Linked DNA regions of Homo sapiens: region 1 is linked to region 2. A link is an interaction called in ENCODE POLR2A ChIA-PET data of the cell type or tissue named here. Cell type or tissue: B cell. All regions are shown on one strand.

Evidence for each region. Peaks named below come from ENCODE experiments on the same cell type or tissue, not always from the same donor. Only the 100,000 strongest peaks of a DNase experiment are listed, where the experiment ranks them.
Region 1: POLR2A ChIA-PET joins it to region 2 with 5 read pairs; 2 of 35 experiments call an interaction of 5 or more read pairs at or near these places.

The regions. Positions count from the first base shown.
Region 1 is chr2:208,307,723-208,315,722 of GRCh38, reverse strand. PIKFYVE (phosphoinositide kinase, FYVE-type zinc finger containing) reads right to left here. Exons shown (of 42, transcript NM_015040.4): 13 at 3,428-3,487; 14 at 1,300-1,429; 15 at 350-530. Among named protein-coding and RNA genes, the nearest start is that of PIKFYVE, 45 kb to the right of the region's middle. In B cell, a CTCF peak has its summit at 515 (motif pointing left); DNase peaks (open chromatin) are centred at 252, 2,798, 3,572 and 4,202; H3K4me3 peaks cover 4,870 bases; H3K27ac peaks cover 7,253 bases.
Region 2 is chr2:207,654,051-207,662,050 of GRCh38, reverse strand. It overlaps the pseudogene RPS29P9. Among named protein-coding and RNA genes, the nearest start is that of LINC01857, 4.3 kb to the left of the region's middle. In B cell, no CTCF peak of the experiment used is centred here; a DNase peak (open chromatin) is centred at 117; H3K4me3 peaks cover 434 bases; H3K27ac peaks cover 1,872 bases.

The DNA of each region.
Region 1 (8,000 bases), 650 kb before region 2:
AAGCAAATTACCCACTGCTTTTCCTCCAAACAGTGATCACAATCTGTGAGAACAGGCTTTCTCATAGCTGACTTGTCAAGAAGAGGAAGCAAGAAAGGAAGAACCTATCTCTGTTTGGGTTCCCAACTCATCTCCGATATAACTCATCCTTTCCATTGACCTTTCACTTCCTATGCGTGGCTTCCATGACTCCTAAGTGCGCTGCTAACAAAGCAGACAGCAAAACCTCCTACTCCTCACCTAGCACCCCTCAGGGTAATGACTCTTTTCAGATTACCATTAAGACAAAAATTACAATCAGTCCTGCCTCATCAGTTCCTAGCATTAGTAAAACATTAGCAGAGCTCACTTTTTTGATGTGGACAAACTGACGGATATCCATGTCATCATCCTGGTTCTTGACATCAGGTCGGACTGTCTGAACAACCTGGCAGACCAATGACACGATGATGTCCCTCCAAGATGATGACAGTGAGTCACTATGGAGCAACTGCTGGAGTAGTGCCATCATGTGGTTATGATTAGCTGAACTACAAAAATATTATAAGAAAGAAGTTTGCATAGTTAATACTGCCAGAGACAATAATTCTGATGATAAAACAAACAGCCTACAAAGAAATAAACATTTCAATTACGGCTCACAGATAAGATTTTCTAGGTCAATATCATTCTTTCATTATATCTGTACCTTAAGGATTTTGCATATAAATGAAATCTGAATATCTTCCACTAAGAAGTCCCCTGCAATTGACTGAAATGAAATTTTAACACGTAAAATGGGGACAGACAAGCACAGTTTGGGGCTTTTGTTTTTGTTTTTTTTCTCTGAGACGAAGTCTTGCTCTGTTGCCTAGGTTGGAGTGCAGTGGCGCGATCTCAGCTCACTGCAACCTCCGCCTCTTGAGTTCAAGCAATCCTCCTGTCTCAGCCTCTGAGTAGTTGGGATTACAGGCCAGCGCCACCACGCCTGGCTAATTTTTGTATTATTAGTAGAGACGGGGTTTTACCATGTTGGCCAGGCTGGTCTCAACCTTCTGAGCTTGTGATCCTCCCGCCTCAGCCTCCCAAAGTGCTGGGATTACAGGCGTGAGCCACTGCACCCAGCCGGGGCTCTTGGTTTTATAAGAAATTTAATCACAAGTCAAAATAGACTGTATTTCCTAAGTAACCTTAGTATTTTTTTACTTTCTAAGGAAAAAGAAAAAGACCTCCCTTTTTAAGAGGAATGATGCATATGCTTATCAAGTCACTGAAGATAATAAAAGTGAAAAATTAAAATTAAAAATTTCATTGCCTTACAGCAACCTCTCCATGGCTTGTTTCTCCCCATTCTCCTCCCTCAGGAGCTCCAGGTTGTTATGATGCCAGCCCAAAGGTGTGAAAGGCAGCTCTTTGGATTTTTCCTCTACTCGGCGATTAAATAAGGATTCTAAGTACAATATAAAATAAGAAGTTATTACTTCATTGTCCTGTTTTATACCATCTACTCATATATTTAGAAATTGCCCTTTGTCTTTATAAATGTTTTAAGTTAGCCAACATAAATTATTGGTGTAAAAAGGCAAGAACATGTAATAAACATATAAATAAAATGCATAAGAAAATACTTACAAATACATAAAATACACTAAAAATACAGAAATGCAAGAATTAAGAAGAGCAGTAATTGGCAACAGCCAAAATCAGAAACAGAACTGTGAAAATCAAATGTACGTAACTAAGACTCTCAAGCCAATAATTATAAGCACAGCTTCTGAAAAGCAAATAAAATGAAACTTTTGCTTCTCCTTTTAATTTTTAAAAACGAGGGTGTTAATTTCCCCTTTAAAATCACAAACTGGGCCGCGCGTGGTAGCTCACGCCTGTAATTCCAACACTTTGGGAGGCCGAGGTGGGCAGATCACCTGAGGTCAGGAGTTCGAGACCAGCCTGGCCAACATGGCGAAACTCCATCTCTGCTAAAAACACAAAAATTAGCTGGGCGTGTTGGCACACGCCTGTAATCCCAGCTACAAGGGAGGCTGAGGCAGGAGAATCACTTGAACCTAGGAGGCAGAGATTGCAGTGAGCCAAGATCGCACCACTGCACTCCAACCTGAGTGACAGAGCGAGACTCCATCTCAAAAAAAAAAAAAAAAAAATCACAAACTGAAAACTGCATTCAACAGAAATCTGAATGCTGGCAAAAGAACACATGATAGCGAGAGTGATGAATTTTCAAGAAAGAAGCTCAGCTCAGATATCACAAAACAACAGATGACAGTGTAGAAAGTCTATTCAGACAATCCTCAATAGTGTTTCTCTTTCAATATTGGCACAGGGGTTTTTTAACAAAATTTTAGCAAGACAGACTCAAAAACATAAATATTAAAACATAATAAATAGCATTTATGTAGAATTTGTGTAAAATCTTTAAATTTTTTAAAGGATGAATGAAAATAGATAAGACAAAAAATAAATAATAAATGCTTAACAAAAAAATATGTTCACTAAATAACTGTTGAATAATCTGACCAAATAAGTGGAAAGAAAAGAAGTGGGAAATGCTTACAAAAATTCTCTAACCTGTCCCCTCTTAAAAGCAAAACAAACAAACAAAAAAACTTCCACCAAACAGCCCAGCAGATTACACAGTAAAGTATATGTCCATGACATGTGAAGTACAAGAATTGCACATTTCAATTACATAAAGGGCCACTCTGTAAACTTCTAGCCGAACCAGATGCTTGGAGATGAATTTAGAAGCACTGCCAAGCTATCAGATAAGCTGCAGTGGCTCCTTGTACCCGCTTGCCTTCTCTCTTTGATCTGAAACCGTGGGAGCCAAGAAGGAAGAGAAATTTTCTCCCATTATCTGAGGCCTAACCAGTGGAGTACTATGGACTAAGAATGTCTTTACTCTAGGAAGCTAAGCTAAGCTAAGTAGGGAAGGAATAGGAGAAGGCTAATCTCCTTTTGTGTCCAAAAGAAATTTATCATCAGAGTTAGTTCTTTAACCTCTACTGCCTGCTTCTCTTCCTCACTCCACAGGGCAAGCAGCATCCTTAACTGGAGATCTGCCTGTGGGCTTTTTGACAAATTTGACAATCCTTGATGATATTTATATCAATACTTAATATTATATTCACAATACAGTTAAGTGTAAACTATGTCTTTAAAAGAATTAAGTTCAAATTCTACTTAAAAGTTTTTAAACAATTACTTTTCACATCAGAGACCTCCTTCTCGCAAACCAAGTCCAAGTTTACATTCTTGGTTCTCAACATTCTCTAAATCATTATATATATTAAAAACTGTGTTCCCATGATACCACCATAATCAAATATATTTTCAGCACCTTCTCTGTGCTAATCAATGTGCTAAGCCCTAAGTATATCCTCATGAAAAAAAGAGACACCATTCCACATACAGCTTTTTATAAAATTACCTTTGATGAAAGCGTCACTTATTGAGAGCTGTTGTCCTCCAGTGTCAGAAATCAAATACTCTGCATACCAGGGAGACAACAGAGAGGAGGAACAAAAGTAGAGACATATGACTATAACATGTCAGCATAATTATATAGAGAATACGCCCACACACAAAATATTACTCATACTAAACCCATCACTGCCCGGCAAATTCAAGAAAGCTTTGGGTAAAAATGCCTCTTTATACTTGTTCTATGCACTTCATACTAAACTTAAGCAGACTTGCATTAATAACACAATAGAGCCGTGAAAACAATTCTCCTTAATTCAAATGTCAGATAGAGAAATGTTTTTCTCTTACCAAAACCAACCGGTTTATGAAAATTAAATCTTCAGATACTTGTACGACCATCCTAAAAGATTACAGTTCTTTTCACATGTAACTTGATGATTTAACAAATAATCACTTTGCCTATGCACAAAGCAGTTCATACAGAACCCACCTGATAAAACAATATAAACTTTTTTCAAATTTCAGAATATAAGCTATAAAACAAATTAATACAGAAGTGACATTGGCAGGAATAAAGATAAAACTCATCAGTATTTGTATTAGTTCCAAATAAGTGTTTTTGTTTTTCAAAAATTATATCAAACACTGCCAAATTTTTGCTAGACATTAACTGAACACACTCTGAATGCTTTTAATATATTAAATACTTTTCTTACAAGTGAAACTTACTCTTTACTTCCCCGTGAACTTTCTCTAGGTCTGTGACCAAGCATAGCTCAAATGAGGTTCTTTCCACTATGCAAATTAAAACATGATGCATGTAAACTCCTTTACGGTAAAGGATCTCCACAAAATTTTCTCCAAGTACATTTATAAACAACTGGGCTTTAAAAGTTACTATGTTTATAAGCCAATATGCTCATCCTTCCAACCAGGAAACAAAGAAAATATTTTATTTAGAAAGTTCAAGTGCACTATGCCAAATACAATAAAATCGAGTATGTGGGCAAGATAGATGTTACACTTTATTTCTACTCTTCCCTCACAGGAATGAGTAACACCAAATCCTATTAGTTCAATTAATGTATTGTTCTTTACCAGCCTTCTCACACTAAAGCTTAATTGTATCTATATGAGACTCCAGAAATGGTGGATTTTCCCCATTTAGTTATGAAAAAAATTCAAACCTACAGAAAATGCTGTATACCATCCACCTGAGTTCAACAATTGTTAAGGATTTGCCATATATGTGTATGTTTCTTCCCCCCGATCATTCAAAGTTACACACATCATGACACTTTACCACTAGGACATCAGCACAACTCTCATAAAAATAAAGGTATTCTTCTCTATAGCCACAAAATTATTTACATATTTGAGAAAATTAACAATGTCTTAATAGCACAGAATTAGCCCATACTCAAGTTTATCCAACTGTCTCCAAAATGTTTTTAATCCACAGTTTTTCTTCTTAAGCCTCGATGCAATCAAGTTCACACATGGCATTTGGTTCCTGTATCTCTTCATTCTCTTTTAATCTAGAACAGATCTCCTGTCTTTTTTTCTTTTCATAACATGAATTTAAAAGAACCCAGGTCAAATGTTCTGTGCAATGTCCCACATTCGGAGTACAATCCATTGTTTTCTCATGGTGTGTTTAACTTGCTCCTCTATCCCATGTTTTCCTATACACGGAAAACTACATCTAGAGATTTACGGAAGCCGTGATTTTCACCTTCTTCTCTAGGTTTTACTTGCTAACTTTCCAAGAATAGTTCAGAATCCTGCTTGTAATACATAATAAAATATATTTTAACTGTACAATTCTCCAAGACCAATAATGAAAAATTAAGCCAGTTTTACGAGCTTCTGAAAATAGGGTTTTCTCACTTCAGACAGAAAGCATAAGTAGTATTTTTTAAAGTACAGATATTTCAACCAATTTTATAAATCCAATTTTCCTCAGCCTGAAACAATATAGGACAATCCATAAGAAAATATTTAATAAGTACTACCTTTAATTTCAATGTAAAGATAAAAACCATTCCCATTTGTATTTATACAAAGGGAATGAAAACCAGAGGCAAAAGAATTCTATTATTTTTTCACGTAACTACCAGTCTCCCTGGAAATCTTTATTTTCTGATAATCAGTGTTCATCTTGACTATAACACTCAGCAAACTATTACGCTTCAACTTCACAAGAAAAAATGTAAAAAGAATAACTCGTTAGTATGTTAAAAACTAAGAGAGAACTGTGAAAGCCAGTAATATTTATTAAGAGACTTTTAAAGTCTTCAAATTATAAGACTGCAAATGACCTAAGAGGTCAATTTAATAATTATCTTCTTCCTAATGCTGGAACCTCCTCTGTAATATTCTCACTGAGTAGGCTAAAGGATTATAATTTCTTTTTAATTCTAGATCTAGATTTTTCAGTTCACAGATTTAGAATTAAAAGAAAACTTAGAAGTCCCCAAGTCTATATAACGCATCACCCAATGCAGGCATCTGTCCTCAATAACCATGACAGGTGGACATTCAGACACAACCTGGACACTTACCATGCACAGTGGCAAAAGTTCACTACTCCCAACTACTGAATCTAGTTCTTCCTTCAGCCATATGCAAAATAAATATAATTTCTTTCAGGTACTCTTCAGATACCTAAAGGAAACACCACGTCTTTTTTCCATTTTAAATAGTCCAGCTTTCCTTAGCATGGTTTTCAGATGTCTTAGGATCCTGGCAACCTCGTTCTATTCATAAATGAGAACTGAACACAAAACAGTAAATTGGATCCTCATTCTAGACATTATATGGCCACTAATGAAATCTATTATTGCCCTAGGGAGTGCCAGGGAGTGCGGGGTTGGCACATCACACTATTAAGTTTGCAAATAACTAAAACTTAGATCTTTATCACACAAATTATTAAGAGTGACTTTCTCCAAAGTACTAATAGTAAACATGTTAAGCCTTATTCTTTTATGTTTAACTGTGTTAACTTTCATCTTGTTAGTCTCAATCTATTGCTTGAGAAAATAAAGATCTTTAAATGTCAATTCTGCTATCCAACACGCTAGCCATTCTTTCCAGATTTTAATTATTTGTGGACCTAAAAAAACATTAAAAGTGCTGACCAAAAAAAAAAGTGAACAACTCTAAATATAGAGTCAAGTCCCTATAACATAACCTAGGAGCATCCACTTCCTGTTGACATCAAATTATTAATTATCCTTTCAATATTTTGTACAACAAGCTACAAATCCACGTGTTAATACTAGTAGTGGGCCGGGTGCGGTGGCTCACGCCTGTAATCCCAGCACTTTGGGAGGCCTAGGTTGGCGGACTGCCTGAGATCAGGAGTTAGAGACCAGCCTGACCAACAGGGTGAAACCCTGTCTCTACTAAAAATACAAAAATTAGCCGGGCATGGTGGCAGGAGCCTGTAATCCCAGCTACTTGGGAGGCTAAGACAGGAGAATCACTTTAACCCGGAAGGCGGAGGTTGCAGTGAGCCAAGACCAGGCCATTGCACTCCAGCCTGGACAATAAGAGCAAAATTTCGTCTCAAAAAAAAAAAAAAACCAACTACTAGTGTTATCATAAGCTCTTACATTCACCAGATACACTACACTCTTTGTGTTTTTCATATTAAAAGCTCATACTAAGTAGAATGGTGGTTACCAGAGGTTGAGGGAGTGAAGGGAATGGGGAGATGCTAGTCAAAGGGTAAAAAGTTTCATTCAGACAGGAGGAATAAGTTTTTGAGATATACTGTACAGCATGATGACTACAGTTAATAATAGTGTATTGTATATTTCAAAATTGCTAAGAGTAAATTTCAAAGGTTCTCACCACTAAGAATAATATGGAATTTTTTTTCTTTTTTTTTTTAGATAAAGTCTCACTCTGTCACCGAGGCTGGACTGCAGTGGCAAAATCATCGCTCACTGCAGCCTCAACCTGCCAAGCTCAAGCAATCCTCCCACCTCAGCCTCCCAAATAGCTGGGACCACAGGCGCACACCACCACACCCGGCTAATTTTTTTGTATTTTTTGTAGAGACGGGGTTTTGCCACATTGCCTAAACTGGTCTTGAACTCCTAGACTCAAGCAATCCGCCTGCCTCAGCCACCCAACTTGCTGGGATTACAGGCATGAGCCACTGCACCCTGCCCCAACAAAAAGGATTTGAAATGATGAATATGTTCATTAGTTTGGTTTAATAAACATATCTATCATTTCAAATCCTTATTCCTTAATCATTCCATATTTTATACATACTTTGTAACATCTTTTTATATCCCATAAATACATACAATTATAATTTGTCAATTTACAATTTTAAAAATAAAGCTCATACAGACTCCAAAGCCTGTGCTTTAAACAAGTATGACCATTGCCTTTGCCTCTTTTAACATATTTCAAGTACGAAATTGTCCTCTTTGTCTACAAAATTATTGAGAGATCATTAAATGTCTTATTAACATCAACAAAGATAGTATCTATTATAGTCTTCTGATTTATCAATCTTGTATCACCATAAAAAATGGAAATGGGGTTGTTTTGGA
Region 2 (8,000 bases):
CTCCATCTCCTGACCTTGTGATCTGCCGGCCTCGGCCTCCCAAAGTGCTGGGATTATCGGCATGAGCCACTCTGCCCAGCCAGCCCCACTTCTTAACACTGTGACATTGGTGATTATGTTTCAAAACATGAGATTTAGAGGGAACACAAACCTTCAAACCATAGTAGACTTCCAGTATCTGAATTTCAGTCACTCTCCAGAAGTCACACGTTAGTGTGTTTGGACAAAAAAAGCATTTATTACTATGTTTTTTCTCAAATATGGAGACTAAAAAAGGTCTCACTTAGGCCTGGCGCGGTGGCTCATGCCTGTAATCATCCCAGCACTTTGGGAGGCTGACGCAGGAGAATCACTTGAACCCGGGAGGCGGAGGTTGCAGTGAGCCGAGATCGTCCCACTGCACTCCATACTGGGTGACAGAGCGAAGCTCTGTCTCAAAAAAAAAAAAAGGTCTCACCTAGAATGCGTTTCTGGAGAATAGTATTATTGCTGGAAAATTTCATAGAATGGAGATAAAAGAAAGATAAATAGGAAGTTAGTGAATTTCTGGAGCTAGTCTCCAGATCAGAACTCTCTCTAATTGGTTTAGGAGAATTGCAACTTTGAATACAAATGGCAATATTCAAGAGAAATAAAAGAAAGAAAGAAAGAAAGAGGCAGAAGACCCTTTCCCAGAGTCACACACAACAATGGGAAACAAGCTAGTGACCATATGATCTCTCCAGGCAGTATCAGCAACAAACTAAGCTAAACAATGCCCAGAGTTACTCAGCCAGGCAATGTCCACGGCTACACACCTCAGGAATGGCGACAGCAGCTCCCAGCCACCCCTGCATTCCTGCGTGCTGTCGCTTCTCCTTCCTGCTTCTCCCTGAGCCTGACCCACCTCATCACCCCATGCTGGATGCCTGGCCCTGCAGCTGGCCTCCTAGGCTCCAGTCTGTCCCACCGCCAAACTGTGAAGCACCTTCCTCTGAGTTTGCTCCGTAAAATACAGGTGTGTTTGTGTCCCTCCGAACTTTAAACTACTTCAGGGAATGGCCCATTGCCTTCACCAGACTGTTTCTACTTTGTAACTGTGATTCACGCTCCTCGGGATATGGTCTTAAACCCCCTTTCGTCACACCCTTCTCTCTGGTGAGAGGAGTTCCCCAAGGTTCCGTCATGGAGGAGCCGGACTATTCACATCTCCACTGGGAGTTCCTGATGGGGTGTTCCCCTCCCCACCTCAAGCACATCTTGATCCCTAGGGCAAAATCCACTTCCGTTAGAAAGAAAAATGACATTGAGGGGATCGCCTTTGGGAAGCCGTCTCTCACCATGTCCCATAGCCCACCAGCCCCCTCCAACAGATCTGAGTCCTCCTTCCTGTGGACCTCACTGGTGTGCAGGGCTGATCATGTGGGCAGGCTTGTGATATTTATTTATTTATTTAATTTATTTATTTTTGAGATGGAGTTTCACTCTTGTTGCCCAGGCTGGAGTGCAATGTCGCGATCTCGGCTTACTGCAACCTCCGCCTCTGGGGTTCAAGCGATTCTCCTGGCTCAGCCTTTCGAGTAGCTGGGATTACAGGCACCCACCATCATGCCCAACTAATTTTTTTTAATATTTTTAGTAGAGATGGGGTTTCACCATGTTGTCCAGGCTGGTCTTGAACACCTGACCTCGTGATCCACCCGCCTTGGCCTCCCAAAGTGCTGGGATTACAGGAGTGAGCCACCATGCCCGGTGTGATTTTTATTTATTATCTGCCTCCCCTAGAAGACCAGAGATCCTTAAAAGCAGAGCCAATATCTTTTTTTGAGACAGGGTCTCACTCTGTTACTTGCTTAGGCTGCAGTACAGTGAGGCTCACTGCAGCCTCGACCTCCTAGGCTCAGGTGATCCTCCCACCTCAGCTACCTAAGTAGCTGGGACCACAGGTGTCCACCACCACACCCAGCTAATTACTTTGATTTTTTTTTAGTAGCGAGGAGTTCTCGATATGTTGCCCAGGTTTGTCTTGAACTCCTCAGCTCAAGCGATCCTCCTGCCTCAGCTTCCCAAAGTGCTGGGATTACAGATACGCGCCACTGTGCCCGGCCCAGAGCCAATATCGTATTCAGTTTTCAAACTCTGTTACCCAGCACGGGGACTGCCAGGTAATCTGCATCGTTGATGTCTTCTGAAGGAAGGGAGGGGAGGATGAAGAAAGTTTGGTGGGTGGGTGGACAAGCAGGCGCGAAGGAAGACACAGGACCAAGCTTCTCCTCCACCCCTGCCCCGGCTGACCCTGCTGCCTTGTTCTCTGTGCTCGGGATCAGAGGACTTGCCCTGGCTGCTCTGGCTGCTGCACGCACATCTCTCCGGAACCCCGTCTCAACATCCCAAAGCTAAATATCACTTAGTCCTCACAAATGGGACCCTTCCACTTCCAGATGTGGGGGGCCAAAAGGGGAGCTTAGATCCAGGGATTGCAAACTGATGGTTCAGTGCAATCTGACAGATCAAGCCTTGGATTATTGAGGAGAAAACTATCATGTATGAAGCATCTACTCCATGCAAGCCAACACACAAGGCCTGCAGACTGATTACATTTCAGTTCCTTTTCAGTCTTTTGAGAGAGGTGTTATTATCCCCACTGCTCAAATGAGGAAAGTGAGACACAGCCAGGATTCCAGCTGTTTCCTTAATGCCAAGGCCATTCTCTGATTACCACACCTTGACACCTCAAGGTTGGAGTCTTCTGAGACTTACAATAGAATGCTCCTTTTTTTTTTTGAGACGGAGTTTTGTTCTCATTGCCCAGCCTGGAGTACAGTGGTGTGATCTCAGCTCACTGCAACCTCTGCCTCCTGGGTTCAAGCGATTCTCCTGCCTCAGCCTCCCAAGTAGCTGGGATTACAGGCATGCACCACCATGCCTGGCTAATTCTGTATTTTTAGTAGAGACAGGATTTCACCATGTTGGTCAGGCTAGTTTCGAACTCCTGACCTCAAGTGATCCACCTGCCTCAGCCTCCCAAAGGGCTGGCATTACAGGTGTGAGCCACCGTGCCCAGCCTGGTCCATTATTTTAATAACTATTTACTAGATGTCTGCTGTATGGTTCATGGACTTAGAGGATTTTAGAGCTGGAAGGTGTCTTAGAGAACACCAAATATAATCCCCTTATTATATTATATAATATTATTTTTATTTATTTATTTATTTTTGAGACAGAGTCTCACTCTGTCGCCCAGGCTGGAGTCCAGTGATGCGATCTCGGCTCACTGCAACCTCCACCTCCTGGGTTCAAGCAATTCTCATGCCTCAGCCTTCTGAGTAGCTGGGACTAGACAAAGTTTCATTCTTGTCACCCAGGCTGGTGCAATGGTGCGATCTCAGCTCACTGCAACCTCCGCCTCCAGGGTTCAAGCAATTCTCCTCAGCCTTCTGAGTAGCTGGGATTGCAGGCACCTGCCACTACACTAATTTTTGAATTTTTAGTAGAGATGGGGCACCTGCTACTACACTAATTTTAGTAGAGACAGGCACCTGCCACTACACTAACTTTTGTATTTTTAGTAGAGACAGGCTGTGGGGCGGGGGTGGTGTTCACTATGTTGGCCAGGCTGGTCTCAAACTCCTGACCTCAGGCGATCCACCTCAGCCTCCCAAAGTCTGGGATTACAGGCGTGAGCCACTGCACCTGGCCAAATCCCCTTACTTTATAATGAGGAAGCTGACAACTTGATGGGATCTGTAACAGTGCAGTGAGGGATCTGCAACAGTGCAGTGAACACATGTATGATATAATCATGCTCGGCAGAGATTTTTTTCTAATTGATTGTGTAATAGTATTTTTTTAAATATTAAAGCAATACAAGCTCAGTGTTAAAAAAATGAAAAACTAAATAAAACCAGAAATTAAAAATAACACATAATACATATTCCAAAAATGCTAACTTGGTTTTAGATTTGATTTGCTTGTTCCTCATTTTAGGCCTTGCTAAGCAGATGTATTTATTAGGTGAATGATCATATATTTATACATATACACAGTTATATACATACAAAATTAGTTGCTATTATATTCTTTATAAAATATAGTGTTTTTTACTACATATTGTGAATATTTTGTTTTATTAAAATTCTCCATAAATATTCTTTTTTTTTTGTATTTTTTTTTTGAGACGGCGCTTCACTGTGTCTCCCAGGCTGGAATGCAGTGGTGTGATCTCGGCTCACTGCAACCTCCGCCTCCTGGGTTCAAGCGATTCTCCTGCCTTGGCCTCCTTGTTAGCTGAGACTACAGGCCCACGCTACCACGCCTGACTAATTTTTGTATTTTTAGTAGAGACGGGTTTTCACCATGTTGGCCAGTCTGGTCTCGAACTCCTGACCTTAAGTGATCCCTCCACCTTGGCTTCCCAAAGTGCTGGGATTACAGGCATGAGCCACTGTGCCCGGCCTGTATAAATATTCTTCAGTGATTAAAATAGCTATAATCAGTGAGTAATACTTTCTCACTGGTTATAAAATTTTTAAATATAATTCCAAAATAAAAACTACCTATTATCCCATCACCAAGAAATAACTATCATTAACACCTTGACTTGGCAAGGGGTGGGGCATTTCTTTTAGCTCTGTTTGTGCATATGTATATAATTGAGACAAATGGAATAGATGTTTTAAATTCTTGATACATTTTTGCCAAATTGTTTTTGAGAAAGTTTGTTCTGATTTAAATTCACAGCATCAGTGAATGAAAATGTTTATCTCATGATAGTCTCACCAACAATGTTTTTTAAATTTTTGCTAATTCGATAGTGGGAAAATGGTTGTGAATGTGAACTTATAAAAAATAAATATCAGTTGTTATGAAAATTATTGCTTCCTGCTGGGCGCGGTGGCTCACGCCTGTAATCCCAGCACTTTGGGAGGCCGAGGCCTCAATCACGAGGTCAGGAGATCAAGACCATCCTGGCTAACATGGTGAAACCCTGTCTCTACTAAAAATACAAAAAATTAGCCGGGGGTGGTGGCAGGCGCCTGTAGTCCCAGCTACTCAGGAGGCTAAAGCAGGAGAATGGCGTGAACCCGGGAGGTGGAGCTTGCAGTGAGCTGAGATTGTGCCACTGCACTCCAGCCTGGTGACACAGTGAGACTCCAGCTCAAAAAAAAAAAAAAGAAAGAAAGAAAATTATTGCTTCCTTATAATTATTTTATGGAGCACATAAAATTAAGCATATAATATTAAGAAGTCGAGATATCTAAGTTCTAGTTTATATCATGCATGGCTTAAAAACAGTTTTGTAAGACTGAATTATATTAAATAGAATCAAAAGAATAAGAATAAGTAAAGGCAAGTTGTAGAGCCTCAAGTAAGACTTCTGTAGAAGACATGAAGCCACCATCTCTCTTGTAAGCTATTTGCTAATTTGTCTGTTTATTTCCTACTGTGTTCCAAAAAGGGAACAACTAATATTAATAGATTGATGTATATAGCACAATGCAAAGCAGTCAGATCCCACCTGCAACTAGAATTTCTCAAATACTCTACTTGGGTATATTTTGGAACCTCAACTGATTTGGAGGAATACACATGAAAGGCATAATTCCCAGAATGCTAGAATTACAGAGCAACTTCAGAAAAAGTTTAATTACTACCTTCCTAAGGTGTCCCAATGCTGCTGTATGTACTCCTCCTGTTACTTTGCACCTAAAATTTTAAAAATAAATATTTATGCCTGTAAAATTCCTAGTATGGATCGTACACCACTGTTGACCTTCATACTGTGACTGCACTGTCTGCTGAAGGAAAAGGAAATCATATTTGTGGAATATACAGTGTTTGGTTTTGGTATTTAGAGTTCCCAGGCCTGATAGGATTCCCTTTCCATACCTGAGAGGAGGCACAGATGGTTTGTGATGTTGGTGTGTAAGGCTACCGCTGGGATCTCTAGATAAATACATGAGACAATCTGGGGAGAAGTAGAGCAAGAGTGTAGTGGAAATGTTTGGATTGGATTTAATAAACATTAAGACACATGGGAACAAATGCAAAATTCTGGACTCTGTTATAGCCCATGAATGCAATTTGATGCTGTCATTAGTGTTGCCCTCTGCAAAATGAAGTCTTTTCTGACTGAATGTATTTTCTGGTCTGGGGCCATTACTTGTCAACAATTAATGGTGTAATTGTTCTTGGGCCTTTACGTTAAAAATGCATGATGATCTGGCTGGACATGGTGGCTCACACCTGTAATCCCAGCACTTTGGGAGGCCGAGGCAGGTGAATCACCTGAGGTCAGGAGTTCGAGAACTCCAGGCCCAGCCTGGCCAACACGGTGAAACCTTGTCTCTACTAAAAATAAAAAATTAGCTGGGTATGGTGGCATGCGCCTGTAGTCCCAGCTACTCGGGAGGCTGAGGCAGGAGAATTGCTTGAACCCAAAAGGCGGAGGTTCAGTGAGCCGAGATCGTGCCACTGCACTCCAACCTGGGTGACAGAGTGAGACTCCGTCTCCAAAAAAAGGAAAAAGCATGATGATTATGATAATGGAGGAATGGAATTAAAACTCTTTCCCTGTGTAGTCCCAGCTACTCAGGAGGCTGAGGCAGGAGAATGGCGTGAACCCAGGAGGCGGAGCTTGCAGTGAGCCGAGATCGCACCACTGCACTCCAGCCTGGGCGACAGAGCAAGACTCCGTGTCAAAAAAAACAAAACAAAAAACAAAACAAAACAAAAAAACCTCTCCCTGACATCGAAGGCCTTAGACAGCAGGGATCTAACCCACGTTTAAAGCTTAATCTCTCCCCTATGCAAAACTTTGTGAGGAAAACTAGTTACTCAACATTCTCTCTCCACCACTATTGCTTTATTAGTGCTCATTGCTCCTTCTGGAATGCTGCTCTTACTAAGGCTGTCTGGCAGTTCTGTCAAGGATCATTTCAAATGCTACTTCCTCCATGATACACCTCTTCTATGAACTCTTTTCTACTCTGATGAAGTTTCTTTTCTCTTTTTTTTTAATTAAAGATTTTTTAAAAATAAATGTTTATTTTATGTACAAAAAAGCATCATGGTTTTTCATTGGGTAGATGCCTTGGATTATCCTTTGAAGGAAGATCATTTAGTTCAACTTAATGAAACCGATATCCTTCACATACTGACGGAAACACTGGCTGCACTTATTGAGGCCGTATTTCCGGATCAGACCGTGCTGGTTTGAGCAGACGCGACAAGAGCGAGAACCGCGGCCAAATTTTCGCGGGTGGCTCCAGTACAGTTCTTGGTGACCCATCTTGCTCTCAGGAGTTTAACATGGTAAAAGTAAAAAAAAAAAATTTTTTTTTTTTTTGAGGCAGAGTTTCGCTCTTGTCGCCCAGGCTGGAGTGCAGTAGCACGATTTTGGCTCACCATAACCTCTGCCTCCCGGGTTCAAGCCATTCTCCTGCCTCAGCCTCCCGAGTAGCTGGGATTACAGGCATGTGCCACCACACCTGGCTAATTTTGTATTTTTAGTTGAGACAGGGTTTCTCCATTGTTGGTCAGGCTGGTCTCGAACTCCCAACCTCAGGTGATCAGCTCACCTTGGCCTCCCAAAGTGCTAGGATTACAGGCGTGAGCCACTGCGCCTGGCCAAGATTTTTTTTTTCAAGATCAGTTTTAGGTTCACAGCAACATGGAGAGGAAGGTAAACAGATACCTCATATACTTGTCCCCACAGATGCATAACCTTTACCATTATCAACATCCTGCACCAGAGGGGTGCACTCGTTACAACTGATGACGCCATACTGACACATCATATCCCCCAAAGCCCATAGTTTATATTAGTGCTCTCGGTGTTATTCATCCTACGGGTTTGCACAAATGTATAGTGAAATGTATCCACCATGACAGTATCATGCAGAGTATTTTCACTGCACTAACCCCAGGCTCCAACCCTTAGCAACCACCGATATTTTTACTGTCTCCATAGTTTTGCCTTTTCCAAAATGTCATGCAGTAAGCAGCCTTTTTTGGATTGG